Linked DNA regions of Mus musculus: all the other regions are linked to region 1. Evidence: chromatin loops called from intact Hi-C (ENCODE). Cell type or tissue: left cerebral cortex. All regions are shown on one strand. Each heading gives the region's core, and the rest is flanking DNA. Links, peaks and the distances in the headings are about the cores only. Region 1 has its middle 99 kb from the start of Gm26054. Region 2 has its middle 52 kb from the start of Gm39075. Region 3 has its middle 68 kb from the start of Gm39075.

Region 1 (10,789 bases), core at 1,440-9,439:
AACACCCAGGATGCATCATTAAATAAGTTAAAGAGCTAATTAAAGGGGGGCCCATCCCCCTGCTCTTCTTGTAGTAAATCACCTGTGCCCCCATCTCAGCAAGTGTTTCCAAGCCAGGGATTTGCCCGTACAATGATCTCCCATTAGTGTCGCGTGTTGGATTTCGTTTCCTCTCATGCAATTATCTATCAGTAATTGGAGAAGGCATTACAGCAGAATAAATAATTGAACATAAATTAATCGACTTTGGAGTCACACTCAGGCTGGAGAAAAGCATATGTGGCATGTGCCGTGTGTTTAAACTCTCTGACAGCACAAAGAAACTGTGCATCGTCTGTCGTATTTTGGCAGCACAGAATCTCAATAGTTGATGTGCCTTTGTTGGGATAGTGTTACTGGGACCAGTCTTAGGGTCATCCATTACGAGGCAAGTGCTCTATCCCCGAGTTTCATTCCAGAATCAACACCACCCTCTTTTAAGAAAGGGTCTTGCTTGGTAACCTAGGCTTGCTACAAACTCATGATCCCCCTGCCTCAGCTTCTTATGTGTTAGCATTATGGATGTGCACTGACATTCTTGGCTTGCATGCCTTTTGTTTAATCACAAGAGAAAATGGAAACTCTGAAAAGTATCTGACTATCTGTTTCGAGGGGAGATGTTCTGGTTAGGGTTTTGTTTTGTTTGTTTGCTTAGTTTTTTGTTGTTGTTGTTGTTGCTTTTTTGTTTTTTTTGTTTGTTTTGTTTTGTTTTTTTGTTTTGTCAACTTGATACAAACTTGGGTGATCAACTGAGGAGTCACCTCCATTAGATTGCTCTGTAGGGAAGCCTGTGGCACATTTTCTTGATTAATGATAGTGGTGAGTGAGACAACCTAAACTGGTCCTGATGGTGTAAGACTGAGCAAGCCATGAGGAGAAAGCCAGTAAGCAGCATTTCCCATGGTCTCTGCATCTGCTCCTGCCTCCAAGTTTCTGCTTTGAGTTCTGGCCAATACTGGCTTCCCTAGATGACGAAATGTGGCTGGTAAGCCAAATTAACCCTTTCCTCCTAAAGCTGCTTTTGATAATGGCATTCATGTCAGCAACAGAAGAACCTAACAAAGACAGAAGAGAAGTTGACTCTAAAGTCAGGGTGAGAATCACCATGAGAATCACAACTCACATTTGGCACAGGTAGACCAAGGTCTGGTACTGTATAGGTCAAGAAACTTTCCACAGCAATGCAGGAGCAAAAACCTCCTCTCCTACAGGAGGTCAAGAACTTAAGCCAATCAAAGTTTTGGAGATAGAGAGAACATGCAGATGCTAATATAGTCACAAAATGAGGCAATGTGCTATCCTGGTGGCAGGGTCTCTGTACCGATCACAAGGCTACTGTGAATGGTGCCCTCTGATCATGAAGGCTCTGTTCATATTGAATTCCTGGCAAGCACACACTTTTGTTCCCTGAACAAAGCCTAAATAGCCATTTGATTTTATAGATGACAGACTTCCAATGTAACTTAGGTAACATATCCTGTCAATATTTCTATCTATCGAATTTGGCCTCAAATCTAGGTCTTGTAATCTCTAGTTCATCTCTCACCATATGCTGCATTTGGGATGTGGCATGTGTATTGACCATCTGCTATGGAGACAGAGGTTATGTTTTATCTATATACTTCATCCCAGCACCTAATGTAATGCTGTATATGTAACACCTACATTTGATTCCCATTATTTGCAGCAGTATTGTTCTGTAAAGTCACTGTGAACTCTGAGTTCAGGCACACTGGACCAAGGGAACATGATAGAGTCCCATGAGCTACAACATTTTCACTGCACCATCAATTCACTATCGTGTGCCAGTGTGTTTATGCTTATAGATACCTCACTTAATTTACACTGTTGACTTGTGCACATTGAACTTCCTGCAAAAAGCCCTACCCCATTTGCCCAAATGAAGTTTCCCCAACACAATATTTTCCCTGACAGGCATGTCACAGTTCTTTTTATGCTTCTAAATGCTAGAGAACACTTTGACATGGTCAACAGTGAAAATACTATAAAACACACACACACACACACACACACACACACACACACACACACACAATGTGAAAAACCACACAAGATAGACTGCATAGAGGATGCTTGCTTATTGTCTAAGAGCTGAGAGCCAGGGCAAGCAGAAACAGGTCCAGTGGGAATGTGCATACACTGGACAACTCAAGGTTTCCATTACTGTCTTAAAAATGAACTCAGGAGCACCAGAAGTCTTCATGCAGGAACCAGCGTTCTCCAGCCATAGTGGTTGGTTGGGATGTTGAGTTTATTCTTGTGAAGACTTTGCTGTGAACAAGAGATGTTTGCAGAAAACAAGTAAACTTTAGTGAGCAAGTGAATTGCTGAATAGATTGAAAATTAGCCTCCACATCTTGATTCATCATCCTTGGAGTCATTTAACCATGGATTGAAAAGATATATATTTAAAGTTGTATTTGTATGGAATATGTACAGTATAGTTTTGAGGGGCAGTGGGCATGGGGCGGGGAATAAAGTGAGTGGGAGAAAACCCACATCCTGCCAGTACTCTGGGCAGGCAGACGCTGAGGACAGCTAGCTGCCTGCTTTCCACACGGCCCTGGGTGGGTATCTGGCTGTGGGAAGCTACGGACCAGCCCACAGGGGTGGACAAGGGGCAGTACTAGGTCTCTGGGCCTCATGGAGGCCAGAGATAACAGGTTTTCAGTCTCAGGCATCCCAGACACCATTGGACCCCTCAGAAGAGCTGAGAACAAAATGGGGGCCACAGGTTGTGCCTCAGCCAGCCTTGGGGCTGAAGAGAGGAAAGGGCAGGGAAAAAGGAGGTGCTGGGTGGTTCCCATGTGGGTGAGAGTCCTTGGTCTGGTCCAGGGCCAGAGCACAGGAAGGCCTTCCAGCGGGAGGTTAGATGCAGCCCTTTAGGGGCCTACCCCATTATTCAAGCACAGTGGGCCTTGATGAGCAGAGACAGTCTATGGTTTTAGAGCTTTATTGTAGAAAGGCAGGGAGAAAGAGAGAAGGTAGAAAGAGAGAAAGGCCAGCCATGGCCATGTGGAGTGAGGGAGAAGAGAGAGAGAGAGAGAGAGAGAGAGAGAGAGAGAGAGAGAGAGAACTAGAGATGAGAGTAAGAAAGGTGAGAGCTTAAAGAAAGAGAGGAGGGGCCAAGCAGCCCCTTTTATAGTGGGCTGGGCTACCTTGCTGTTTCCAGGTAACTGTGGGGAGGAGCATACCTGGCTATAGTCAGGTAACTGTGGGGGTGGAGTCTAGCCAGAATGTCAGAAGCTTGGAACATTTTCTGCGTGACTTATAGCCACAGAATTATGGAGTTGGGGGTTCTGTGGTGTCAGGCACCTGTCTCTGGGAACGTGGCTCACTGTTATGTCCCTTGCAGAGTTTCCTACTGGGTCTCTACTGGGTCACTGGAGCAAGCCCCATTCAACCAAAACAGGCTGCCTTTCATGGCCCCACATAGTTTCAATGTGTTTTGTCCTTCCAGAGTTCATCTGGTTGCAGGATCCATCTTCATGGTGGAAGTATTAATGTGGTGGGCTCTCTAAGAGGTGAAGCCTAATGGGAATTTTGTGGAGATAGTGTCTGCAGAAGGATTAATTTAGTGTTATCAGACAAACTAGGTCATCTTTTGGGTTTTTTAGTCCTACTAAGGAAGTCATTTGAAAGAGCACGGAGAAAGAAGCTAAGAACATGACTTTATTAAAGTTTGAGAGAAAAACAACAGGACAGACAAGCTGAAAATGCTGGCAGCTGTCAGGAGGAGGGAGATGGAAAGGAAGTCATTGCCTTTTAAGTTAGTCCCAGAGGTTAGACAAACAGTGAGAAGGCCAGAATGTTAGGGCAGGCATGTTTAGGCTTTGGGCTATTTGGGCTGGTATCTGAAAAAGAGATAAAGAAAAGACAAAGGGTGATTAATGTTGAATTGTGGATCTGAGTTCAGAGGGCACAGGATTACAGGCACTCATATCCTAGTGTTCCAGGGCAAAACATTGGACCAGGGACATATGGTTAGAAATAGAAACTATAGGCAGCTTATTAAGAAAGGGAAGGCAGTCCCAGTGATAAGAGAATGCTAGGGGCCTGAGGGGAGAACCCTTAATCCAGGGCCATGCAGTATCTCCTTTTAGAACTTTCATAGAGCCCAGAACAGATCTCTAATTTCTATTTTCTGGGCTCCTCTTTCCCATACTCTATTCATTAAATGAAGCCCAGATGATAAAAGGCTTCCAGTCTTCCTCTGCAAGCTGGCTTCCTCCACATGCTAATCTTGATGTGTCTGCTTCCAGTCCTTGTCCTCCAGCCACAGTAGTTCTTGGGATGCTAAGTTAGTTCTTGTAAGGACTTTGTTGTGAACAAGACTGGCCCCTTCCTCCTTACTGGCTTCCTGCCTTGTCATGTGATCACTCCCTGTTGCACACACCCCCATCACAATGCCATCTGCCATCCTGTGATATGGCCAGAAGGTCCTCATGAGACCCAAGAACTATGAGTGAAGTGGGTTTATTTTTATAAAGCACTTAGCCTTGGGTGTTTCATGATAGCAACAGAAAATAGACTCATTCAACACAGATGCATTTTCTCATCATTGCTCTCTAAACAATTCAGAATTATGACTCTTTGCACAGCATTTGCAATGTGTTAGGTGTTTTAAGTAATCCAACAATTGTTTAAAGTATACAGCAGCATGCATGCTTGTTATACATAATTCTGCACCATCTCTCATAAGGAGCTTAATTATACATGGGTTTTGATTTTGCAGGCTTGTGTCCTGGAACTGGTCTCTCATGGGTACCAGGACTAGCTGTACTTAATTGTGTTTAAAACAATCATAGACAAATGCTGAGAAAATGAGTAAATAGCTCATGAACAGATCTGGTTGAGGGAATCTGAGTTGGCTCATCTGCCCACGCCAAGTCTACCACCTCTTAGCATCCTGGGAGTTTTCTATTCAGTGAAGGAGGAGCTATGATTCTGACTAGTCAGGGACTGTACCATTTGCAGCACGATGTTTGGTAAGGTGGATGGAATATTTATCCTAAAGCAGAATTCTAGGCTCTATCCCCTTTTCCTTCTGACTCTTGTCAGTGTCTGATATATTTCTCTCTCTTTCTCTTCCTCCTTCCTCCCCTCTTTCTCTCCCCCTCCACCCCTGCTTTGGGATAGATCATCATGTACACCAAGCTTGCCTCCAACTTGCCTTGTAGCCAAGGATGAGCTCAAACATTTGCTCTTTCTATTTCCATTTTCAGAGTACTAGGATGACTATGTGTGTCCTCGTCCTTGGTTTATATGGTGCTGGGGATGGAATCCAGAGTTTTGCGCATGCTAGTTACTCTTCCAAATGAGCTGCCCCCAGCTTCATTTCTCCCACTCTCTTTAATCTTGGCTTAGAATCATCTGGACTATTTAGCCTAGAATTTTCCCTTTAGTCTTCTTTATTGTCTCTGTTTACGTCCAAGCTGTTCTGTGATTTAGATTATAAAGGAGAAAGATGAACTCCAAGTTAGGCAAAATACTGAAGCTACACAGTCCAAAGCCTTCTGGGTACACAGTTGTTTTAGGAGATTCTTGCTGTCATCTCTGAACTGTTATCTTCAGTTGTCCTAGTGTACCAGACTCACTGGTACTGACCAGCAAGAATGGTTTTGGCTATTCCTGGGTTGCTGGTGTTACAATGGCCAACGGTGGGAAGAACCTTCTCCCTGACATCCATCCAGATGCCCAAGGAGTAACTGAGAGTCCCAGTAATTGTATAGAGATGCAAGCAAAATGGCCCATAGACAGAGACTTCTTGTCCTGGGCAAATCCTGACTCAACTGCCTTTGCATGTCCCCAAACGGCTTTCCTTAACTCAGGATGTTGTCTATCTCCAAGGAGGACTCAGTATTGATAAAGTAATCACTCTCCAGATAGTGATTCTGAAATCTTAGTCAATCAATTCTCAGAATTATATGAAAGAAGACTAGACAGAGGAGGGGAAGAAAGTTGAAATAGAACAACAGTGGAGGTTCTGCCTACCTATGCTATGGACTACAAGGCAGTGCAATAGGCTGAAATACATATATATATATATTCTACCACACATATATGGCAGAGAGAGGGGGGGAGATGAGAGGAGAGAGAGAGGTAGAGGGAAAGATGAATGAGAGTGGTTGGGAGGGGGAGAATATGAAAGAGGAGCCAGAGAGGGAGCAACAGTGTCAAAGAGAGGAGGAGAAAAAGGATGAAGAGGGGAGAGTAAAGGAGAAAGGGGGAAAGAAACAACAAAACCACATTTAAGATCAGCAGGAAAAAAAATCCGTAAAGAGGCTATTAAATGAATAGGAGTATTGATTATCAAATCAAATGTGAAAAGCAAAGCTTTACTGCTTTTAGATGAAACTAAAGTGGAAAATGCTCCCACAGGGGAAGCGGGTGAAGTGTTTCCAGGGACACCGTATGCTTTCTTACAACTGTGAGAGAATCTACAATTATCTCAGTAAAAATTTCAATTAAAGAGAAATTGGGTTCCCTACAACAACATAAAGAGTCTAAAATCTTGCGGGGGGGTGTAGGCAAAATTCCTTAAAACCATTACAAATTTATAACTTTTCAAATATATAGGAATATAAATTTTTTTAGCTATAAAACTTTCCAGACACAGAAACATAAAGTGGTACAGAGAATACTTGCATGGCCTTCACAATATTTTACTCAAACATTTTAAATTAAATATGGACAAGATTATGTTCTCACTCTAATTATATAATCTGAGTCTCTAGAAAACAGGATTATTTTCCTGCACAGCCATGATAATGCCATACACCTGGCTAAACAAGTACAAGTTCCCAATAATCTCATGTGCTGGCCACACTCAAATCTAACTGTCTCAAAGTATGTCTTAAAGTCGCCTTTAAAATGTTTTTTTCTCATTGTGTGTATGTGTGTAAGATAGGGAAAGCTAGATAGATGAATATATATATATATATATATATATATATGACAGGTAGATGAGAGCTGATGGATAGGTAGGTAGAGATAGATGATTGACTAGCTAGGATAGAGAGATTCTGTCTCTTCCTCTTTTTCCCTTTGAGAAGCTTCCACACTCATTAATTACCTTTCTCACCACCCTGACAAAACACCTGGTAGAGTCAACTCAAAAGGAGAAAGGTTTATTTTGTCTCATGAGTGAGAGAAATTTTGATCCACCGCCACAGGGCAAGTGTGGATGGGTAGGACTCCTTTAGTGGGTGTTAGGTACATGAGCTAATAGTTCTTTACAGGGCTATGAATCAAAATGAAGAGACCACGGCAGGCATAGCCTTCATAGGCCTAACTGCTAGTAACCTACTTCTGTCAGCGTGGCTCACCTTCTAAGGCTCCACATTGTTCAATACAGCTGAGGATCAAGCATTCAAGACAGGAGCCTGTGGGGGACATTTCAGATTCAAACCATAACATACCCTCACAGTATCTTACTTTACCTCTTTCTCAAAGAGCCTATGTTCAGACATCACACCTCAGGTTAGGGCTTCAATATGAGGTTGTTTGAGAGGGTGGAATGGAAACTGTGCCTATAACGGCTTCTGTCCTCTTTAGGAGAACATTGTTTTAGTTGATTCTCTCAGGAACACTAGATGCTCAGCTTTCTTAACCATAGATATGAACCAATGTTACTTCTCTTCAAAGTGCTAATAAGATAGTGCCTTGATATCCTAAACTGTAGATAGAGAACACTGAGTTTTATTGAGTTCAGGTGACTCTCCTGAGCTCACTCTGAATGGAACAGCAATCCCCTCGTGTCATTTTCTGAGGTTGTACTAACCTCAAGACCCACACAGAGAGGAAGCATGCTGCGTGCTGCTCACAGGTTTCAGAGATGCACCGACTACCATGATAACCTGGAAAGTATGCCAAACTCTCTTGGTCTGCCAAAGGAAGACATGAGACTGACGTGCATGGCTGGTGGGCTGGCCTTCATCCCACTTCTGCTCTGGGGCATTATTCCACAGCTGTGGCTTGCCCTGCCTACCTCCCTTCAGGTAGTCATTTCTGGAGGTTAACCTCCATTCATCTGTCTAATTGGTGGTTCTGTTTGGCCAATAGAGTCTACTCTGCCTGTGACCAGAAGCTGGAAATGTGAGTGATCAGTCCCCAGCTTTGGCACACCTGATGAATGGCTCTGATGTGTGTATTCTGCACTGGGCTAGTGTGGTTGAATTATTACTTAGAATGAGAAGTTTTCTGACAGCACAGTCATTCTCTCCCTCCTTAGCATACCCATTATGTTCCTTCCTTTCTTGTCGTATGATTCATCTTAATTGTCAACTTGATTGGATTGATACTTGGCTTGGAGACATTGAAGGACACCCGTGATGGAGTTTCCAGGAATGATTAAATGATGAGGACTCTGACCTAAGCAAGGACTTCACCTTTTCATGGATTCATGGTATGATTGCATCTTTGGGAGATGGGAAAAGGAGGAGGTGGGGTCTAGTTGGAGGGAGTCATGACAATGGAAGGGCACCCTTGGGAGGTTATCCTTCCCTGGTCCCCATTACTTATTCCTGGCTGCCACTCTATGACTTCCTTTACTATGACATTGCTACCACACTGGACTGAGCAATCTGAAACCACATGTCATAAAAGAAATATTTCATTCCTGTCTGTTGTGTATGTCAGGTTATATGATCAGAAGTAACTCACAGACTTCTCTCAGCTCATGTGTCCTTGAACCTCTTATTGATAACTGCAAATTAATCCTTATTTTTGGATTCACTTGTTTAGAAGAACTCGATTAAAGACATGGGTATCCATCTGGAATGAATAGGAGGTCAGGCTTTTCCTTTCTTTTTCTACTTTTTTAGTCTTTTCTTGCTTTGTGTATTTGTGTATGTATGTTCATCTGTGTGCGTGTGTGCCACAGGAGAAGTGCAGGGGGTCAGAGAACAAGTTCAGGGTCCGTCTTACCTTCCAGCTTGTTTGCAGGCTCTCTCACGTTGCTCACTGTTGCATGTGGTAGGATAGATGTCCTACAAGTTTCTGGAGACTTGTCTACCTCTGCCTCCCACACTTGCACCGGAACACTGGGATTATAGATGCATATGCTACCCACATGTGCTACGCCATCCACCTGTCTGTGGATGCTTGGATCTAAGCTCAGCTTGTCAGATTTATATGCAAGCTCATTGCCTACTGAAACAGCCTCTCAGCCCTGGCTTTCTCTTTCTTGTGAACATAATTCATGTGGGCTTTCCAGGAAAATGGTTTGAGATAAAAAAGAGACCGAGCATCTAGGCTAAAAAAAAAAAAAGTCTCCTCTCACACAAAAGCTAAATGGCCTGGCCTATAAAGAGTCATCTTGGGTCAGATCTTCCTTGGAAATAGAATGAGGTCTCCAGAGTAAGACACCCTTAGAAGAAAATTCACCATAACCATTAACGGAGGTTTGTAAATTCTGGGACCGCTCTTCTGCTTCTGGAAGTTTGAAGTATGATATTCTTACTTTTATTCCTAAGGGAAAAGCTTGTATAAATCTCTGCTTTTAATTAACAACATGTAGTTAAACTAATATTGGTTCATTAGGTAGCATGACAATTTCTACTGAGGATAACTTTCAAAGGAAGGAAAGACCAACCTGATCTATGCAGGCTGTAAAACATCATCTTTCAAGCAGTTTAGCAGAGGCAAGACAAGACCGATTTATTTAGATCGTTAACCTCAGGAATTCACACCATAGAGCTGTTTTCAGGGTTTGTAGAATGGCTGCTTGGCTCCCATCCACGCAGAAGAAGAAACTAGGCTGGAGAGATGGCTCAGTCTGTAACTGTTGCTACATAGGCATGACCGCCTGAGTTCTACCTCCTACACCCACCTGAGAAAGCTGAGGTGACTTTGTTCTCCTGTAACCCCAGATCTGGAGATTCAGAGGCAGAGATAGGGTCTTTCTGGACCTTGCTGGCCTGCGAGTCTAGCAGAATCAGAGAGCTCCAGCTTCAATGACAAGATACTCTCTCAAAAACTAAGGTAGAGAGAGATTGAGGATGACATCTGATTAGGATATAGTCATATAGATGTGTATATATGTGGAAATCCATCCAAAGTACATACATTATGATTTATGTATCTCTATAACACTATACAAAAACGCAGTTTGAAAAGAAGCAAACCAAATAAGAAGCAGTATCAAGAAAGCAGTTATAAGCTAAAGATACAAAGAGAAAACAAGGATGAGGAGAGAGTAGGAGATGAGGCTTGTGCCAGGGTGTCAAAGGCAGAGTGAAAGAGATAGAGAGGTAGACTAGGAAGCCAGTTACTCAGAGATCCCAAAGTGACCCTGGTGAGTGCCACCCAAGGGTAAGGCATGTGAGGATAGGAACCCAGCCTTCTTAATACTTCTTTTCATCCTAACCAGGACTCCCTTGGTCCTTCTTCATGGAATTTAGTATTAAGATATTCTTATTTTCTTAATGTATTGAGTATACTTGTTTTTCTTTTTACCTTTTTTGGTGTATATAAGCTTCTAGACTTGTGAATGCTATAGTCAAATGCCTGTGGATTGGTTTACAGAACCATTTCTATCACATATATGAAATCATGGACTGTTTTAGAACATGGACATTCTCTATGCTCTCATTTCATGGAACAAATTTTTAGATGGGCTGTCTGGGAACTACTCACGTTCATATATTGAAACTCCAGCCCTAATCTGATAGTGTTTGAGGCCTTAGATGAATGAGGCTATGAGGGTGGAGCTTCCATCAATGGCATG
Region 2 (10,789 bases), core at 894-8,893, 320 kb after region 1:
TTTGTTGTTAAGGACAGCATCTCTGCAGCTGAGATGTCACAAGATTGTTCCTGGAACATAAATTTATGTACTGAAAGCCCTTTGTACCAGACATTGAATAGAGTTTCTTCCTAAAACCTCATTTCTCCCCTGGGTAGACGGTTGAATAGCAGACAAAGTGTTAGAGCTGGTATACCAGATGTCTAGACATTGTCTCTTGTCCTTACACTGGTATTTAAGTCATAGATTTGATAGTGTCCCATTTCAAACTGTGCCATTAAAATGTGAAATTGCCTATTTTAAATTTTACAGTGTTTGCATGACTTTCAAAAAATGCCTTTCTGGCTTACAGATGAATAATGTCTCTTGGATTTGAATCTTTCTCTCTTCCACTAGCAATGAATATCTGCAATGTTGGATGTGAGCCCCTTATTATAAGAAAGTCTTGTGTTAACCCTTAACTTAACAACCTGTGAACTAAGAGGTTTGAAGGAAGTCATTTAACCTTGCCGAACCAGTTTCTTCATCGAGTAAGGGAGAGTTTGACTATCTTGCATACTATCTTGCAAGGATGCTGGGCAATTAGACAAGTAGCACGTTATCTGAGAGTGGCTTAATGTGCATATGCTGATGGTTTGGAAATGGCAGTAACTACTGTTGTAATAATTAGCTCCTAAACACTTTAATCTCAAAATATCCTACAGAGTTAGTAACACTTTTTTAAAATTTTTAAACAATTCATCTTTTAATCTTTTTTGGAATTTGTAAACATTGTTTAAGACTTTTATATGGGCGTATATGTGTTTTGATCAAGTTTACCTCACACTGCTTCCCCTATGGTCCCCTCTCTAGACTTTACCTCCCACTACTTTCCCCTCCCAAGCTGATGTGCTGTGCTTCTCCCTTTTATGAAAAATAGATTCTTTTCTCATACAAGGTATCCTGATTATAATTTCCCCTCTCTCTACTCCTCTCGGTTCCTCCCCTCGTCCCCTCCCATCTGGATCCACTCCCTCTCTGTCTCTCATTAGAAAAGAGCAGGATTTTAAAGAATAACAACAAAATAAGGTTAAATGTAATAACATAAAACAAACACCATCACGGTCTAAGTTGGACGAGGCAAACTAACAGAAGGCAAAGAACTCCAAGAGAAGGCAGAAGAATCAGAGACCCACTCGTTTAGATACTCAGGAGTGCTATAAAAATACTAAGCTGAAAGCCATAATATATATGCAGAAGACCTGATGTAGCCCTGAGATGTGCTCTGTTCTTAAAACCCCTGATTCCACTTAGTGATAGATATATGTCTATTGGTGTAACACAATCTAATGACACATAAGAAAATTGACTTTTCCTTTTCCAGAAGCTACTAGTTGCCAACAGCTCCTTAACTAGAGGGGCAACTTCATGAGCATCCTCCACCCATGCCAGGATCTTGGCTGGCTTGATGTTATACAGGTTTGGTGTATGACCTTGCCGGTCTTATGAACTCTGTTTAACTCCAGACACCCTTTGTGTCTGGTTCTTGAAATCTTGCTGCTTCTCTTCTGAGATGGTGCCTGAGCCTTGGGAAGAAAGGGTATGATATAAATATCCCTTTGAAATCTGAGTACTTGTCACCCTCTTATTCTCTGCACAGTGACTAATTATGAGTCTCTATATTAATCATCATTTACTGCAAAAATAAGCTCCTTAATGAGGGTTGAGATATGCACTTATTTGGGGGGTATAAAGATAAGAACTTAGGAGCAGTTTACTACCATATACACTTAGCAGAATAATAGTATTAGCTAATTTTCAAGGAACTATGGCTGGCCTAGTTAGTCAAAGGTTTATTTATCCAGTTAAGAGAGCCAAGCATATGCTCCATATTGTGGAGTTGTCTTAATTCTTGCCAATGCTTTTGATGCCCCTCCAGAACTTGATGGACTAGGCTATATTGTTTAAGATACCACATATGCTAGAGTCATAGAACATGGGAAGTCAAGCTGCTCTTTCCCTAGAAGCTCCATCTCCGGCTAGCTTTCACACTACTGGAATGTCCTATGCAGACTAGGGAGCAATCGATTTGCTCAGTGAACTTGTGAGCTATAATAACTACTGTCTGGCAAGATATGTCCACTGGTATAATAGTACAAATGCTGTGGGAGAAACCAACCACTTCCTCTTAATTTATGTTTAATTTTTTTTAATTTAAAAGTTTTTGTTTGTGGTGGTTTGTGTATGTATTTGTGGTGTGTGTATGTGTGTGTGACACACAGAGAGAATTTATAGTATATGCACCTCTGTGTGTAACTAGGTATTTGTAGTGTGTGTGTGCTTGCACAGGTATGTGTATCTATTTGAAGTGTATGCACCTTCCTCTGTGTGTGTGTGTGTGTGTGTGTGTGTGTGTGCTTGAGCCCGTGCACACATACATGCATTTATGGTGACATATTTGTGTGCACATCCGGAAACCAGATGATGAAGTCCGGTAACCTACTTTATCACTTTCTGCTGTATTCTCTTAAGATGGGGTCTCACAATGTTCCTGAAGCTAGGCTAATAGTCAGCAAGCCCCAGAGATTCTCCTGTCTCTGCCTCCTGTATGTCTAGGGTTATAGCCCTCCAGACAACCAGCCCAACATTTTCTGGAGGCCCAGTGATCCAAACTCAGCTCCTCGAGTGCTTTTTTACCACACGGAGCCATGACACACTCTTCTTAACATTGCTTCTGTTTTGATGATGAAGAAACAGAAACTCCGGGAAGCTTGGTGCATCATGTGCTTGGTCAGAGGCAGCATTAGCAGTTGAACCTAAAAACCATGCTATGCTCACAGGCCTTATTTCTGTCACTTACAGTTCTTATTCTACCTCCCTTTAAGTTGATAGAACTCTTTCACACCTGGCAATGCATGTTATTGCCAATTCATTTACAGGTTCTTAAACATCATTTGTTAGCTCTGTTGCATCACACAAAATATCTATCATCTATCTATCTATCTATCTATCTATCTATCTATCTATCTATCTATATCTAAACTCTTTATTATCTCAGTATTATATTCATTCTTGCTCTATCTATCTATCTATCTATCTATCTATCTATGGAATGATATACATGTTATACTTTCTCTTCACATATTGTATAAAAACGGTACCAAAACCATGGGATATCCATCAGTAAACATGCCCTTTAGGATGTTTGGGGAGAGACTGGAGGTACAAGTTCCACAGACCTGGGCCACACTCCATAGACAGATACTTTCAGATACCTGAGGTAACTGACTCTATTCCTAAGACTAAAGTTCTTCAAGTTCCCAAAAAGAGTGAGATGAAGAAAGGACAGATTCAAATATTTGGCTGGTGGCCTCGATTCTGTAAATCAAATCAGCAGAATCTAGCCAGACAGAATGCTTGCTGGTGTCCTTTACCAAGCCAAAGGAAGGCTCCAGTCACTGATTTGAAGGATTTTGCTAAAGTAGCTGGGAGGCAGAGAGGGAGGGAGGGAGGAGAGGGAGAGAGGGAGGGAGGGAGGAAAGGGAGAGAGGGAGAGGGAGAGGGAGAGGGAGAGGGAGAGGGAGAGAGAGAGAGAGAGAGAGAGAGAGAGAGAGAGAGAGAGAGAGAGAGAGATTTTTTTAAAGTCATTAAAACCTCAAGCCATGGACCCAAAAATATATGCTAAATGAATGAAGTCAGTTGAAAAAAAAATCCCATTTTATGATGAAATCCATGTAGACAGACCATAATTTGTTGGTTCCATAGGGAAGGGAAATGGCAGGTGATAGGATACAGGGCTTAATTTTGATGTCAGGAAACGTTCTAAAATTGTCTGTGGTTAGAGTTGCACATGTCTGAAAGAAAGTACAAACAACACTGAACTATAAATTTTATATGTGAAAACTGTGCAGCGTGTGAATGACATTGTCAAAGAGCTGCTACAAAAATAAGTCCCAACAGCCCACTCAGGCAATCCGGTGCCAAGAGTAGCGCCGGACTCCTATTCTCAACATCGATACACACTCACTGTTTCCTCAAGGTTTTGTGTGTTCTTCCCTTCCTTTCTCTTGCCATCCCTAGGCAAACTGATGGCATCCATATGGTCCCCAGTACACAATGATAAAAGATCTTGGAAGCCAAAGAACCTCTCTATTTCTTTTTAAAAGCATGCTGACTTTCCAATCACGCTAATTTGTTTTTGTATATTCAGGATATACATTTGAAGGGAATTTATACACCACCCAACAGCCATCTGTTCCCATGCTGCTTTTTAGCCTACTCTGGGAGTGGCTGGAAGTTGGGAGAGGAAGTTATTTCAGCTTTCTCTTGAACTTCCTACTCAGAACCCTCAAGAGAGAGAGAATACCACAGGGAAGGAGGGGGTGGGGCGAGAGGGGTGCTCATTCTCTAATAGAATTCAGATGTTATAATCTACGAGATCCTAAGTCAATGACTTAACCATCCTCAGCCTGTTTTCATATCTTAGATAGAGGATAATCATAGTTTCAGTACCTACTAGGCTCATTGAGAAAATGAAATAAGAGGATATCAATAAATCACTTGTCTTGACACACAGTATACACTCTGTGGATCAGAGCTATTCATTGTAATGGCTGTGATTCCATTACAATTGATTTGTGTGGATAGACTTTGGAAGATCAATCTTTTGTCTCTTCTAGCACCTCTACTCTAGAGAATACTCTAGAAATACTTGTCTTCCTGTAGACCTCCTATTACCTAAGGTGATTACTATTCTAGCTGGACCAGGATGTAGACTATAGCAGTTCCTTAGATATGAATTCAATTCTGGTGTCCAGAGGGTGATATCCTGGTGTCCTGATATTTGAAACTTCCCTTGAAGCATCTGTCTCTGTTAGGTTTTCCAGTCCCTATGACCTCTTGACATCCCCTTTCATCTCTGAATCTTGACAGTGATTTCTAGAAGAACAAGCCATGGATCTCTAAGGAGAAGAAATCTAGGAGAAAAAATGTGCCTGCGAGAGTGGATTCTGCACACGTGTCTCCATGAACTAACTGCTTACCAGCAGAAGTGAGAAGTCAGGCTTTTCCTGGTATCTGATTTTCTGGTGCCACAGGAAAGACCAAATGCATAATTCTACAGGGACCTAAGAAATCTTTGTCCCTTTCATAAGGGTGGACCTGCTCATGTCCCCATTTCTGCCTGAAGTTGCAGCTGCAGGGACCTACATGGTGTTTGCCCCTTTAATAAGATTGAACCTGCTCCGGTCACCTTCCCTTCCTATACTGATGACTTATGCTCCATGTCTCCACTAGAGTTTTTGGTCTCCAAGTTCAGACTTTGTGTGCCACAGAAACCAACTTCTGCTACTAGGAGAGATGTCCACAGGTTTTAAGGGTGTGCCTAGAAAAGTCGTAACCTACAAGACCAGGTGTGGTGGTTTGAATATGCTTGGCCCCGGGGAGTGGCACTCTTTGGACTTGTGGCCTTGTTAGAGGATGTATGTCATTGTGGGTGTGGGCTTTGAGAGCTTTCTCCCAGCTTCCTGAGGATGACAGTGTTTTTCCTGTTTGCCTTCCGAACAAGATGTAGAACTCTCAGTTCCTTCTCCAGCACCATGGCTGCATGGGTGCTGCCATGTTCCCACCTTGATGATACAGGACTGAACGTCTGAACTTGAAAGCCAGCCCCAATTAAATGTTGTCCTATAAAAGTTACCTTGGTCATGGTGTCTGTGCACAGCAATAAAACCCTGACTAAGACACCAGGCTTAGGGATTAGAGTCGTTTATTATGAATCCCATAGAAAGAAAAACCCAACTAGTGTTTTGTTTTGCTTTGTTTTGATTAAAAACAAAAAACAAAAAAACCCCTGCTCAGAACCCCATGTTGGAGTTTATAGGGAAACAGATTGCCTGCTGCAGCCATGGCTATGGGGTACACAGCACATTTTCAGGGTCCTCGCCCCTCTCCAATCTAGAAGCACATCAGGCTTCTAGAATCTCAAATAGAAGCACAAATGAGGTTTATGAGCCATTAATCTTAGGTCATGTTTCCAAAGTCTCAAAAACATTCAAGAACAATTAACTGCTTTACTGAAAACAGATTGTGAACCTTGCAATTAGGTAGATCCTGGGGGCGGGAGGAGACCTTAAATGGTCAAGTGTTCCCACCCTAGAACTTTCAGAGGGTACAGCAAGCATAGTTCTCACAGTCTTCTGCCCCTGCAGTGCCCTAGTTGCTCATGAGAAGAAATGGGGATGTTTCTAGACTTCTTCACACTATTGTAAGGTGTGAGTTTGGTATGGTTTGAAGCAAAAACAAATGTGGTTTGAGAGGAAGCCCCCTCCCCCCTTAGTTTCATTGGCTTCTGTTGAGAATCTCTTTTAGGACTATGAGTCCTTCCTCTATTATTAAGAGATTAGGAAAGAGCTACCGCTATTGTTTGGATGTGGTAAATGTCTCCCCCTAGCATTGAAGGCAGTAGTTCTCAACCTGTGGATCTTGACCCCTTTGGAGGTCAGGTTACATACAAGATATCCTGCATATCAGATATTTACATTATGATTCATAATGGTAGGAAAATTACAGTTTTGAATTAGCAATGAATTAATTTTATGGTTGGGGCATCTCCACAACATGAGGAACTGTATTAAAGGATTGTAGCATTAGGAAGGTTGAGAACCCCTGGTTAAAGGTATTACATCCAGAAACATATGTGAAGAAAGTTCAGCTATGTGTTTGGTGCTTGGCTGATGGTATGAGGTCATGAGAGCTTTAAGAGCGCTGTTCAGGGCTGGGGATTAGCTCCATCTGTAACATGCTTGTCTTCTGAGCATGAGGGCCTGAGTTCAATTCTTAGAACTGATCTAAAATAGCTATGAGTAGTGATGGCACTTAAAATATCAACGTTGGGGAGGAAGAAACAGGCAGATCCCTGCGCTCACTTGCTGGCCAGCCTAGCCTACATGGGGACACTTCAGGCAGCAAGGCACTTTGTTGCAGTAAATAAAATGGACAGTGCATGAGTAACCCAACGTGGACCTCTAGCCTCTACACACACTTGTACATATGGGTACCACTTGTACATATGGGTACCACTTACACACAAACACACAAATGGAGCCCAGTAGAAGGTGACTGAGTCCCTGGCATGAGACCTTTAGATAGAACTAATATAATGATCAATGGACACTCATTTGTGACAAGAGAGTTGTCATGAAAGACAATTACCGGCACGTCCTGCTCCTTTCCTGCTTTCCTGTCTGATAATGGGATTTTCCTTTATTGCAAAACCACTACCATGATGTTTGATAGATGGGTGGGGTGGGGTGGGCTGTGGCATCAGAACCAGTACTGTGCTGTTTGAACTCTCAGCCTTCAAACCTGGGAGCTTGTCATCTGGTGGGGCTCTGACAGACCAAAGAAAGAATTTCACCCTGGTCCACCTTGCTGAGCCAATGATTTTGTTCAGGTACCAGGCACAATGGTGATGCACAAGTAGCTGCAACACAGAAAAATCCTACTCAGTATGGGTAAGAACGTAAAAAAGCCGTATACTGAGGAGTCTAGGGTACCTACTGTGCTGGGCAGCGGGGTCCTGGTCTGAGCCTTGAGTCCATTTTATCACATGAGGTTCATGGATACCTTTGTCCTGGCTTTGATATTAACAGGCCATGAAGCCACCTTCTGATATGAATCTTATTCAGATATAAAATATATGATTGGATAGGCCTCTGATTTCTTTGTGTGTGTGTGTGTGTGTGTGTGTGTGTGTGTGTGTGTGTACATTTGTAGAGGCTAGAGGTCAACATTAGGGGTCTTCCTCAGTTGTATTCTACTTTGTTTTTCAAGGCAGAGTCTTACTGACTAGCCAAAGAGCTCTGGGGATCCAACCTGCCTTCCAGTACTGCCCCATTATACTTCATGTACACTTCAGTGGCTAGCAGTCAATCACTGCATAGTCAGGGCGGGAACCTGGAAGCAGGAACTGAAGCAGACACCATAGGGAGTGCTGCTTACTGGTTTTATCTTGCTTTCTCTCAAGCTCATGCTCAGCTTTCTTACACAACTAAGTTTCCATTAGGATGCTTCCTCCTTCACCGACTAACAGCCAATAAAATTCCATGCAGGCATGCACACAGGTCTATCTGATGAAGGCAATTCTTCAACTGAGATTCCGTATTACTAGGAGTGTCTTGTTAACAACCAAGATCAGCACCACAGTGGCTAAGGACAGAGAACTGGCTGCCTGCTCCTAGAAACTTGCTCTGAGCACAACTGGGATAGAGCAGCCATGTCCCCTGAAGCTGTCCCTCCCAGCGTGTCTGATGCTGACTTAGATGTGGCTCTTCTCCACTTAAGGAAGCTGCCACATGTGTGTAGAAGAACCATTCTGGCTGCCAAAATGAATCCGTCTAAACCAACCCCATTTAACAGAACAGTTCCTGGTAATAGATGTTCTCTGTAACTCCGTCTTGCCCAATACCATAGGTTCTGTCCATGAAAAGTCCTGGACTCTTGAAATGTGGCCAGTGAAATGAGGAAACTGGATTATAATTTAATTTTATCTGGATTAATATAAATTGAAAAGAGGATCACCAGAAAAGGCTAATGGTTGCTACATGCGGCCCATTAGATAGCTTCCATATTGGATAGAGGTCAGGAGCCTGCCTTCACTGTCCTTTATAAACAGCCACATTCACAAACTATCTGGGGGCAGTAAATGCCATGAAAGAGAGACATGAAGCTGAGCAGACTGTGATCTTAAACCCTGTTCAAACTTAATGCAAGACACAGGAGTTGGTTTGACGGAATGCTAATTAGTAGTTTCAGGGCTAAGAGAACACACTGTGGGTACACAAACCTGGAGGGATTAAAAGGAATATTTTAATAATACAAGAGAAACCATGGAAATTAAAATATGATTGGCAACATTAAAAACTAAATAGAAGTACTGAGTGACAGAATTAAAACTTAAATGAAAAAAAAATTGACTTTGTGATCTTGAATTATCTAGCCCAGTTACTCTCCCAATTCACAGAGCAATAACGTAAAAATTACAACAGAGAAGCTGCCACATGAAGGGAAGATCCAAGAAACACAGGTTCATCAAAGGAGGAGTCTTCAGAGAACACACTAGAGCTAAAGGAGATGCCAAGAAAAAGTAGGAGAAAAAAAATCTATTCATTGTTCAGGGTACCGGGTCCAGCTTTCAATGATGTTGTCAAGTAAGGGTTAATCACAGAATAAACACAAGAGTTTAAATGTCATAAAATGTACTCTTGTGTGAAATACTGACCTGAGACTGAATTTTTATTTAATAAAACATGGAACACAAGGAGTAGAGGGTAGAAAAAAAATGACAGTACGTTGCAAGGATTGACTCTCAGAAAGGAGGTCTGAGGAACCGGGATTTAATGGCTGGTGCGATGGCTTAGTGGATAAAGGCACTTGACTCCGAGCATGGCATCTGAGTTCAATACCCTGGACCCACAAGGTAGGAGAAGAGAACTGACTTCTGCAGGTTGTCTTCTGACTTGTACATGTACACAGTAGCAGGTGCATACATACCACACACACATGCACACACACACACACACACACACACACACACACACATGCATACATGCACACACATAAATGCACTCACACACACAGACACACACATGAACAAAAAACACATAACATGTACATACACATACATAGATACATACACATGTGTGAAAAACTATTTTAAATCTACTTAGGTTTGTAAAACTTTTAACATACACTGTAAAGAGGCCAGCCACTTTTGCTTTACTAAGGACAAATACTTGATCAGTTAGCTAAAGTCTAGAAGATAGACGCCTTAGGAGATGAAAATAGGCATGCCACAAAAAGCTAAGGTAAAAGTTGGCAGTACTTTGGAGACTAAGAAGTGAAGATCATAAGTTCAAGGTCAGCCTTAACCATAGCGAGACCTGCCTCAAAATACAACTGATAGGAACAAAGCTAACACAGGGTTAGAGTAAACAAAGGAAACTTGATTACCTACAACAAACAAATACTTGGAGCTGGGGAGGTGGCTCCGAGGTTAAGAGCACAGAGGACTCTAGCAAAGGACCCACATTGGGCAGTTCATAACTACTTGTAGCTCCAGCTCCGAGGGTTTCCAATGCTTTCTTCTGACCTCTGCAGGCGATTGTATTCATACCTACACACATAAAACTAAAAATTAAGTTAAACTATAATCTTTTAAAAGCACTATTGGAGTTTTCCATCAGAGAAAGTTGACTGTACGTTGAACAGGAGATGACACAGTCGGCCCAGAAATGAAGAGCAAAGTACAAATGGCAGCAAAGAATGACAAGGATCTTTTCTAAGGGCGGATTTTCTTTGGTTAAAGATTATGTCTCACTGTATTTTATTCCTATTCTATTAAAATACTCTTGTTTTATGAAATGTTAACCTTAGGTCAGTTGCAAATTATTTTGAAATCTTCGCTCCTGTAAAATAGAATCTTAAAGTCTAGCCTCAAGACATTTGAGTTAGCTAGATCAGATATAAAGCTCATATCAGGAATTTTAGCAATTATAATATCTATGGTTCCAAAACTGTAATTGCATTTAACCCAAATTTTTATATCACTTCTTTTTGCATTAAGAAGTCAAACTTGATGGTTGAAAGAAATTCAAATGATTAAAGCTCTGTAAAACACATGCCTACATGCGTGCGCAAGCACATACACGCAGACACACACACATGCACGCACGCACACACGCACACACGCACACACGCACGCACGCACGCACTTGCGCTCGCGCACACACGAGGATTTCCAAAGACAAAGCTGGCTTATGGTGGGTGGGTT
Region 3 (10,789 bases), core at 1,386-9,385, 310 kb after region 1:
GATGAATAATGAATGGGATGGATACTAGATACATGGATGGTTGGAAAGATAAGTTGATGATAGATAAATGTATCAATACATAGAAATAATGTAAATAGATGGATGGATAGATCAGATAGATAGATAGATAGATAGATAGATAGATAGATAGATAGATAGATAGACTATTTTAGACAAATGCATGGATAGATAGGATATTACATTAGTATATAAGTAGACAGATGCTAGATATATATTTACATGGATGGCTAGAAAGATATATAGAGATTGATAGATAGATAGATAGATAGATAGATAGATAGATAGATAGATAGATGGATATGGATAGATGCTAGATAGTAAATAGATAGGTAGTAGATAGATAATAGATAGATGATGGATGGATATATGAAACAATCATAACAAAATATGAACTTTTGAATAAATCTAGGTAGTAGTTGTCACATCACTTTTACAACTGTTTCTGAATATTTGAGCAGCGTTTTCCCAATTTTAACTTGGGGGAAGTAAGGCAGAATTTGTGCTCCTAGCAACTCTGCCCTGCTCCTGAGTGTCCCCGAAGAATCTGTGCTCTCTCATCTCTTTAGCAGCAAGGCAGGGGCCCTACAGATGAGGGAATGCATTTGGGCTGCAAGGTTGCCATATCACTCCATCCTGGAATAGGGACAATCCAAGCCCCCATGTCACTCCATCCTGGAATAGGGACAATCCAAGCCCCCATGTCACTCCATCCTGGAACAGGGATCATCCAAGCCCCCATGTCACTTCTTCCTGGAACAGGGAACATCCAAGCCCCCATGTCACTCCATCCTGGAACAGGGATCATCCAAGCCCCCATGTCACTCCATCCTGGAACAGGGATCATCCAAGCCCCCATCCCTGGGTTTTCTAGGGGGAGGGGAGGTATGCTCAAAATGTTGCCCTTTGGTACAGAGATCTAATTCTCTTTGCTGCCTTAACCACCCATGCAGGTCTCTGTACCATCTGCATCCTGTGGCTGCAGGTCTCCCTTTCCCAAGACAGATCCCATTCCTGTCAGCTGCCTACCCAAGCTAGGAAGAAACCTTACAGCCTCCGTTCTGAATTACCCTTCCTCCCTTCCTCCTGAGGCACAGGGACCAGCCGTGACATTCATCTGTTGATAGATAATATGCTGTAAATCTGTCTCACCTGAGCCCCAAGGCAGTGCTGTGTGGCAGGTAAGAGGTAGGTACCGAAGGCTCTCAGAATTGGAAGTTAAGGCCCTGTGTCTGCAACCTGGATAGCTATCATGAATCTTTCTATCAGAAAGCTTTCTCTGGGATTAGACTGTGTGCCACCAAGCATATGCCTCTCTGAAATGGCTGGGTCAGAATCCAGCCAAGCATCTTCCGGAAGCCTCTGACGTCTGCCATTCAGAACCTGGCTGCCGCCTCTGTCTGGGATCATGGTTACAGGGGAACAGAGCCCAAGCCAAGCCAGTCACTGGAACAACCAGTAGGTGACAGGGGCATCTGAAGAGAGGTGCTGTGCAGTGCAGCCTCGCTCCTTCCTGGGGCTCAAGTCTTCGTGTTATTGGGTAAAATTCCTAGCTGCTCTTGGCTTTTCTTCAAGATCTAGGAAGTCCTGTATGAAAACTGAACTGGGTTGTTTAGTAGCTTGAATCCATTTCTCTGTTTCCTTTTTGAAATAATTTTATTTTATCTATTTATTTGACTGTGCTGACTTTTGAGACATTCTCATGTAGCCCAGGCTGGCCTCCAGCTTGCTGGGCAGTGAGGATAACCATGAGCTCCTGATCCTCCTGCCTATGTCTTCCAAGTGGCAAAATTATAGGTATGCACTATTGTAGCTAGCCTGAATGAAAAATTATCTTCAGATCCCCCATTATGGTAACCAATTACATCTGGGTTGCCTAGGATTTACCTGGTGTTGCTGGTGATAGCATCACATATGAACACCCTTTAGTTCCAGGGTGGTAGAGTAAATAGCTGTCCCTCCTTGCTTCCCTCTGTCCTTCTCTTGTTGTTGTTGTTGTTGTTGTTGTTCTTCTTCTTCTTCTTCTTCTTCTTCTTCATTCTCTTCCTCCTCCTCCTCCTCCTCCTCCTCCTCCTCCTCCTCCTCCTCCTCCTCCTCCTCTTCCTCCTCCTCCTCCTCCTCTTCTTCTTCTTCTTCTTCTTCTTCTTCTTCTTCTTCTTCTTCTTCTTCTTCTTCTTCTTCTTCTTCTTCTTCTTCTTCTTTTTCATAGATTTTGCCCCCTATTTCATCATAATCATTTTAAGAAGTTTTCTAGCTTCCTGGTTCCCATCTCACCTGGGAGGTACCTGTAGCATCTACAGCGCAGGTGAAGCCTTACCTCATAAACATCATCAGGCTGCCAATGGTACCCATATTCCAGTTTAGTCAGCTGTGTTACGGATTTAGGTAGCATTCTATAACCTCCATTTTTAGAGAGGACCGAAGGTGGATACTCCTGCCCAGGGTCCCTCAGATAGAGACTAAGAATTGAGTCTCAAATCCAGATGCAAGGGCTTTAGGCCCTGAGCAAGATCTAAGGATAGGACAATGTGGACTGCACATGGGTTATTGTTTCTTTGTGGGCAGAAAATCAACCCCTCTATCTTTCTCATTCCTTCCAGGGCTCCCTTCCTGCTGCCTCCCTCATCTCGCTTCACCACTGCCCCAGATGAACTTCATTTTAACGGGGCTGTATTACTTCTTTCACTGACACCAAGACCAAGAGACCAGACACAACTGAAAGGAAGATGGGTTCACTGCGGCTCCTGGTTTCTGAGGATCCCTCATGATCCAGGTGTGGCAGAGTTCACAGCCATGATAACATGTAGCAGAGACTCCTCACATCATGGTGAACTAGGAGAAGCAGAGAGATGGAAACAGGAAACAGATATGACTGCCAAAGGCAGATATGCTGCCTGATCTGAGTGATGTGCCAGCAAGGCTCTACTTTCTAAAGACTCCACAGCCTCCCCAAATCTCACCACCGGTTTGGGACCAATCATGCTCACAACATGAGTCAGAAGGGGTCATTTCAGATGCAAAGTATAACAGCAGCTTACAGTGAAGGGAGGGGCGGGGGGGAGGAGAGACAACATTAGAGTACTGGTCACACTAAGTGCTCACTTGGTGCTGGTCGGTCACACTAAGTGCTCACTTGGTGCTGGTCACACTAAGTGCACACTTGGTGCTGAAGAACCTTCTGGGCACGCTGCATTTGTCACCTTCCTGAATCTGTATCGAGAGTCCTAGAAACATTATTCCCAGTCTTCCCGGAGCAGAAGAGGTAGCATAGATAGTTAGCAGCAAGCTTGGGGGCTCCTCACTATGGATGGCTCCGTGAGAAAACTTAAGTTCCTCATCAATGCTGTGTTGGTTTGTTCAGTTGGTTTGGTTTGATTTGATTTCCAGATAGAATCTCACTCTTGATCTCCTGCCTCAGTCTCCTGAGTGCTGGGATTCCAAGTGTGTCCTCCCACACCGGGCTCTTGTGGCCATTTCAGCTAGCCACCCCGGTGTCTTTACTACTTTTTGCTGTAGTGAAACAGCCTGACAAAAGCCACTTAAGGGAGAAAGGATGTATTAGGGCTTACAGATCGAAAAGGATGAAAAGACAAGTTATCAGATAGACAAAGCATGTTGACAGGAGCAAGATGCTGGTTGGCTATACAAAGGAAACCGAGTATGGACAGGCAGGAAGTGGGCATCTCTATAAAGCTGTAAGGCCTGCCCCCATTTCTGCCTCTTAAAGCAAAACAGCTTTCTCAAACAGAGCCACCCACTGGGAACCAGGCATTACGTTTAAATCACAGTAGAAAATGACCTAGTATTTGGGAACTTTGACAAAGAAGGGAGAGTCATCAGGGAAGACTGCTCAGAGGAGGCATCACCTGGTTTAAGACCTCAGTGATAAATTCATCGTTTTTAATAGCTGAGTAGTACTCCGTGGTGTAAATGTACTACATTTTCTGGATCCATTCCTCTGTTGAGAGACATCTGGGTTGTTTCCAGCTTCTGGCTATTATAAATAAAGCTGCTATGAACATAGTGGAGCATGTGTTCTTATTACCAGTTGGAACATCTTCTGGGTATATGCCCAGGAGAGGTATGGCTGGATTCTCCGGTAGTACTATGTCCAATTTTCTGAGGAACCACCAGACTGATTTCCAGAGTGGTTGTACAAGCTTGCAATCCCACCAGCAATGGAGGAGTGTTCCTCTTTCTCCACATCCTCCCCAGCATCTGCTGTCACCTGAATTTTTGATCTTAGCCATTCTGACTGTGGTACATTTACACAATGTAGTACTACTCAGCTATTAAAAACAATGAATTTATGAAATTATTAGGCAAACGAATGTATCTGGAGGATATCATCCTGAGTGAGGTAACCCAATCACAAAAGAACTCACATGATATGCACTCACTGATAAGTGGATATTAGCCCAGAAACTTAGAATACCCAAGATACAATTTGCAAAACACATGAAACTCAAGAAGAAGAAAGACCAAAGTGTGGACACTTTGATCCTTCTTAGAAGGGGAAACAAAATGCCCATGGAAGGAGTTACAGAGACAAAGTTGGAGCTGAGACAGAAGGAAGGACCATCCAGAGACTACCCCACCTGGGGATCCATGCCATAATCAACCACCAAATGCAAACACTATTGCATATGCCAGCAAGATTTTGCTGAAAGGACCCTGATATAGCTGTCTCTTGTGAGGCTATGCCAGTGCCTGGCAAATACAGAAGCGGATACTCACAGTCATCTATTGGATGCAACACAGGGCCCCCAATGGAGGAGCTAGAGAAAGTACCCAAAGAGCTGAAGGGGTCTGTAACCCTATAGGAGGAACAGCAATATGAACTAACCAGTACCCCCAGAGCTCGTGTCTCTAGCTGCATATGTAGCAGAGGAAGGCCTCGTTGGCCATCACTGGGAGGACAGGCCCTTGGTCTTGCAAAGATTATAAGCCCCAGTACAGGGGAATGCCAGGGCCAGGGAGTAGAAATGGGTCGGTTGGGGAGCAGGGGGAGGGGAGGGTATAGGGGACTTTCAGGATGGCATTTGAAGTGTAAATGAAGAAAATATGTAATAAAATTGTAAAAGAATGAAAGAAAGGAAGGAAGAAAGGAAGGAAAAAAAAATTCTAGAAATTAAAAAAAAAAAAAGACCTCAGTGATGATAGCAATGCTGGGAGAGCAGGTTTAGCACAGCTAAACTTGTTCGCTCAAGTCAGGCCCAGACAGAGGTCTTAAAACCGTGATGCTTCGGCCCCATCCTGTATGCCATGCTCTGGGTACCAGCACAGGACTCAGCATTTGTATTAACCTCCAAGGAGAGCTTTCCCTGGAGCCAAGGTAGAGATGGGTTTGTGGAGGGCAAGCTACTGCAAGGTTCAGAGCCTCTCCATTTTTTATTTTTATCTTTTATGTTTACTTTTTTGCTGGTAGCCACATTCCCTGTCCAACTTCCACTGGTGGCCTGGACTTCCTGCTCCTAGCAACCCTGTGCTGATAAGCAAAGGGAAGACAACGAGAGAAGAAAAGTCTGCCTGGGGAAGACAGTAAATGCAGCTTTGCTTCATGAAGTAAGGGAAAGGCCAGGAGGGGCTGGGCTCATGTCACCTTCTGAATCCCAGCTGACAAATGACATTCTGAGTCCTATCTCCTCAGAGGCTCCTAAGCTGACCCTTGCAGATATCTGAGAAAAGACCGAGCTGTCCTCTAAGATTAATGACTCTGAAGAAAGAATGAAGGGAGGAGGGGACTGGGCAGGAGCTCCAGGGACACAGGCTGCTGCTAGCTGGCTCTGTGCTGACTGTGACTGGGCCCCAAGGACCTGCCAATCAACAACATCACTATGCAGGGTCTGTGCTATGCACTCCTCTCCTTAGCCTTGGTGGCATGGTGCCCACTCTTACATTAGGAAGCATTTAAACAGCTCATGTGCCACCGAGTGCCCACCACACTACCTCCCTCCATACAGCCTTCCTGTGTCTCACTGGATTTTCCTTGCTGGTTTCTCTTAGTTTTGAGGTACCCTCTGACTCTCCACTTACATCTTTCCCACCTGCCTCCTCTCTTGCTGTGTGTTGCTGCTGACTCCTGGTTCCTTTGCATCTCCCCATCACTGTGTTCTGCTGTGTCATAGCCACGTGTTTTTCTGTATCTCCTTCAGTGTGTGGGCAGGGACTTGGATTTCTCTGCTTATATCCTGCCCCATATATCTCTATATATCTCTCATGCCTTGTCCCTACATCTATGTCTTCTTCCTTTTCTGTAATACCATCTCTGTGTCTTCCCAGAAGTCCCTCTGGTTTCTGATACCCATGTTTCAATGTTGCCTTCATCTTTCCTGAGATTACATTGCTGTCTGGTCCTCCTCCTCTTTTCCCTTCCTGTCTCCCTGTGTATATTCCTCTTTTTTTCTTTCTGCCATGGCTGCCATCAATAGTAGATGTGTCTGTGAGGTGACAAGAGGCAGCCTGTGGCCATGCTCATCTGCCTGTTGCCTGGTGGCAAGATGATGGAATGAGCCATCTTCTGCTCTGCTCTGCTGCCTGACCTCTGCAGAACTCCCATTCCTCTGAGTCTTTACTCTGTTGTCTTTCCCTGAAGGGTACAGAGGATTCTCCTCATTCCATAACTTTAGTCTGCCCCAGTGTTATTGAGAACCTGTGCTCATGGTTGAGAAAACTGCAAACTGACTCTGAAGCTGCAAGATGTGCTCATGACTTGATAGCCACAATTTAATAAACCCACGTGTTCTGTGCTTGTTCTGCTATTACAACACATTTCCACAGACATCCTAGCATGTAGATGTCACTATCCTATTTTTCCCCAGAGGAGAGTTGGAGAGGGAAGCCAGGGAGAATAAGACACCTGCCCAAAGTTGTAGCACCAGCCAGTAGTAGAGACTGAATCCAAGCCCATCTAGAGCCATGCTATCCAGTGACAATGGCAGAAGAAGCCACTGTAGCCACTTTGGCTATTTTAAGTGCACTAAAATTTATAATAGTTTCTGTGTTGCAGTAGCCCACATTTCAAGGATTTAATAGCTACCTGGGGATAGTAGCCACTGTCTAGGATGGTGCAGTGATAGGCTGTTACCATCAGTGCAAGGACAGCACTGTTTTAGATCACTGCGGTCAGGGGATTCTACAGTCACCTTAGGATAAAGTGGAAGCATATTGAAATAGCCCTGGGTCATTCCTTGGTTCCCAGCCTCGTTATATCTGAGCTTGCTCATAAGTCCCCAAACAACTATAGAGATCCTGTTTCCAAAAATCTACAGGCAGCCTTCCCTGTGCAGCGCTCACCTGCCTTTGCAACCCAGTTTGCGTCTGAGTTACCACCAAGGAATGCTGTATTTTCATTACAGGAGGAGAGTGGATCTATGTATTCTCCTAAACGACAGGGGTAAAAAGCACAATCTTACGGCAGAAATTGAATTTTTTTTTTTATTTCTTCTGGTGTCCAGGGCTTTGAACCCTTTCACAACATGAACGGCTTATCTTGTTCCACTTGATCAAAAACATTTCATAATGCTGGCTCCTTCTACAAGGTCACCTTGAAATCTCTTTCCTGCTTGAAGCCTCCTGAATCTTCTTTAGTCTAATAGAAACATTCTTGAGAACTGAGTGAACTGGACTTGTTCAATGTTGTGCCCTCTCTAAGAAAATGGCATATTACCTCTCTGTAGCAAGTTACCCAAGAGAGGAAAATAACTGAGATGCACTACAGTCTAGGCAACATCAATACCCCAGCATCCACTGGTCCCACCTATTAATGGTGAAAGAACTGAATTCATGCAAAGTTCTCTGCAGGCAGCTGATTCTTCAGTGGTTTTCCCCATCTTACTGGGAAGGAGTTCTCTCCCACAGCTTTGTATACTTCCAAACTTTCCAGCACTTTTATTCATTCCTGCTGGATCTGCTCCACCCCCTTCTACAACCTCAGCTTCTGAAACTCCCCCTAGTTCTAATGGCCACCATTTAAAATCTCTAGATTGTTCCAATATTTCATAGTCCATGTTAACTTAGGCTAGCAGAGACTTAGTTTGACAAACCATGGCCGGGCGTGGTGGCGCACGCCTTTAATCCTAGCACTCAGGAGGCAGAGGCAGAGACAGGCGGATTTCTGAGTTCGAGGCCAGCCTGGTCTACAGAGTGAGTTCCAGGACAGCCAGGGCTACACAGAGAAACCCTGTCTTGAAAAAAACAAAAAACAAAAAACAGACAAACCATTAGGAGAAAGCTGGAGTGGGGTAGGGAGCTAGCTCAGTTGGTAAAGCGCTTGCTGTATAAACATGAGGATTTGGGTTTTACCCTAGGGGCCTATATAAAAAATCCAAGTGTGGTTATATGAGTCCAGCTCTGGGAAGTTAGAAAGAGGTAAATCCTGCCGTTCACTGGGCAGCAACCCTAGCCAAGCCAAGAAGAGACCCTGTCTCTAGAACTAAAGATGGATTGTGCCTAAAAGACAAAACCTGAGGATGGCCTTAGGTGAACAAGTCACACACACACACACACACACACACACACACACTTAGAGAGAGAAAGAGAGAGAGAGACAGGGAGACAGAGAGACAGAGTCATAGATAGAGAGAAACATACAGAGAGAAACAGAGATATAGAAAGAAATGGAGAGACAGAGAGGAGGGGGAGAGGGAGGGGAAGGGATAGAGGAAGAGAAAGAGGGGAAGAAGGAGAGGGAGAGAGATTTTCGAATGAATTGTCACATGAGATCTGTTCTGTGGGTCTTAACTTTAGCTTGATGCCATTTGAAACAGTAATAAATGAAAAAGAGTATTTGGGACACTTGATAAAGACATAAGGAAAAAGGAGTGTCATTAATACACTGGGCCTTTGTATTAGTATAGAGATTGGGCTGAACTCCAAATCAAGAAGTGAGTATTTATAGCCAAAGAACTGAGTGGTAGAAGGCTGGATGGAGGCTAAGAATAAGCTCAGGTGTCTTGCTAAAGGCAAAGCAGGCGTCACAATAGTGAGGGTAGGGTATTTTCAATAAATAGATTCTTCCTGGAACTGGAATAAAAGGCACAGAGATAGAACAGAGATCAAAGGTCAAGGTCTAATCAGAAAGAGGCTCTTTGCTAGAGTGAGGTGAAGGAAAGTGTTTGTGAGATCACATGTTATGGTCCTAACTCTTTCCCTTTCTGGTTGGGTGGCCTGGCGTATGTTACTTAAGCATCTGTGACTTGGCTTCTTCAGTTCCTAAGTGCAGAGAGCCAGTTATTGTTGAAGGTATCCCTTGGGACTGAGAAATGTTCTCGTCATAGGCTCAGCCATTATTATGTTCAACGGTTCTTCAGTCTCGGATACCTTTGACCTGGCTGGGATCATCTGTTCCATCTGGCTTCTTTTGCCACATACTCTATCACCCATCTGATTCCACCATGTCTCTAGCAATAGCATAGTTCAGCATGGTGGAAGAAGGGATAGTTTGAATTCATAAATGACCTATTCACAACCACATTTCACCCCACGTTTTAGAGATTAGGGTGAATGAACTTGAGAGTGAATGGACTATGAAGCCACTTGCTCAAGCCAGCACAGATTCAGTAGACAGCATACAACAACCCAGCCCCAAGTCCACTTGAGCGTAGCACAGTCTCTTCCTGACCTCAGTCTCTCCCTTCACAGAGCACTGTGATGTGTAGTACACCTTAGAATGAAAGCATGGACACACAGAGAATTGCCCCCATAGACTTCTCCAGGCTGCCATCTGTCCTTGGCTGGATCCTTCTGTCTTAACCCTTCCCAGTGCATCTAGTTCCCTCGGATGATTGCAGCTCATGTCTACTTTACCTCCCTTCCCAGATTTCCCATTTTCACTGGATGTCCCTCTCAGATTCTAACACTTTTCGCTCCTTCTTGTTTGACATCCTTGAGTATACATTCCTGCAGTCCTCGGCATCTTGCTCTGGACATGAGAACAGCATCCATTCTCTACCAACATCAAAGCTCAGAAAGGGACTTCTGTCCCAGCCTGGTCCAGGGGATGGAGCAACCAGTCCCCATTTGACATCTGTCAATTGAGAAGTGACAGCCCAGGCCAGGACATAGGAACTTTACTTCCAAAGTGTGCTCCTACCATACAGAGCACTGAGGACCTCCCGAAGCTTTTAGATTGTTTTGAATGGTAACCTCTAAATCCCTTTCCAGGCTAAAGGGACTCATGACTTTTTATTTAGGATCTGTTCTCCTCTGTCTTTTTCTTGGTTCACTGGCTTCAGACTTATTATCTTCCATTTGTCTGCATTACACTGCCTTTCCCACTGACTGCCCGAATCACCTGCAATAACCCAGGTCAGCTCTATCTCAGGCTCTCATTGGGATGGGTGTGTGTACATCATGCTCCTAATAGCCTATCAGAGCCACGCCCAGGACAAGCTGAGGAGAGAGAAGAGGGGATTACTGCTGCAGGGACTCTATTTTTCTACTCAGGTTTTGATGTGTAAAATCCAGATAACCAGTCACTGAAGGAGTAATGATGGGTAACCATGTTGAAGAGATTGGTTCTAGAACCCCAACCAACACTCATGGCTACCTAACTCTGTAGATGCTCAGGTCTCTTAGGCAAAATAGCCTAATATTTACATATAACCTACCTTCTCTTCCTGTGTCCTTGAAATCACTAATAAGTCTCTCAGTATGCCTGGTACAATGCCCATCAGGGCTTTGAAGGTGGTTCCTGAGCTCTGTTGTTAAAAGAATAGCAGCAAGGGGCATCTGTCCAGGCTCAGCACTGACTAGTATTTTTGTGACTATT

The links. Peaks named below come from ENCODE experiments on the same cell type or tissue, not always from the same donor. Only the 100,000 strongest peaks of a DNase experiment are listed, where the experiment ranks them.
Region 2: a loop joins it to region 1, with 2.3 times the contacts of the local background. A loop is called at or near these places in 2 of 42 quality-filtered maps.
Region 3: it touches region 1 in a loop (2.1-fold over the local background); 2 of 42 quality-filtered maps call a loop at or near these places.

The regions. Positions count from the first base shown.
Region 1 is chr7:116,848,187-116,858,975 of GRCm38, forward strand. No RefSeq gene overlaps it. Among named protein-coding and RNA genes, the nearest start is that of Gm26054, 99 kb to the right of the region's middle. In left cerebral cortex, for the core only: no CTCF peak of the experiment used is centred there; DNase peaks (open chromatin) are centred at 4,469, 4,973, 5,289 and 9,153; H3K27ac peaks cover 590 bases.
Region 2 is chr7:117,171,008-117,181,796 of GRCm38, forward strand. No RefSeq gene overlaps it. Among named protein-coding and RNA genes, the nearest start is that of Gm39075, 52 kb to the right of the region's middle. In left cerebral cortex, for the core only: no CTCF peak of the experiment used is centred there; DNase peaks (open chromatin) are centred at 3,975 and 4,166; H3K27ac peaks cover 279 bases.
Region 3 is chr7:117,155,570-117,166,358 of GRCm38, forward strand. No RefSeq gene overlaps it. Among named protein-coding and RNA genes, the nearest start is that of Gm39075, 68 kb to the right of the region's middle. In left cerebral cortex, for the core only: no CTCF peak of the experiment used is centred there; DNase peaks (open chromatin) are centred at 6,136 and 6,479; H3K27ac peaks cover 418 bases.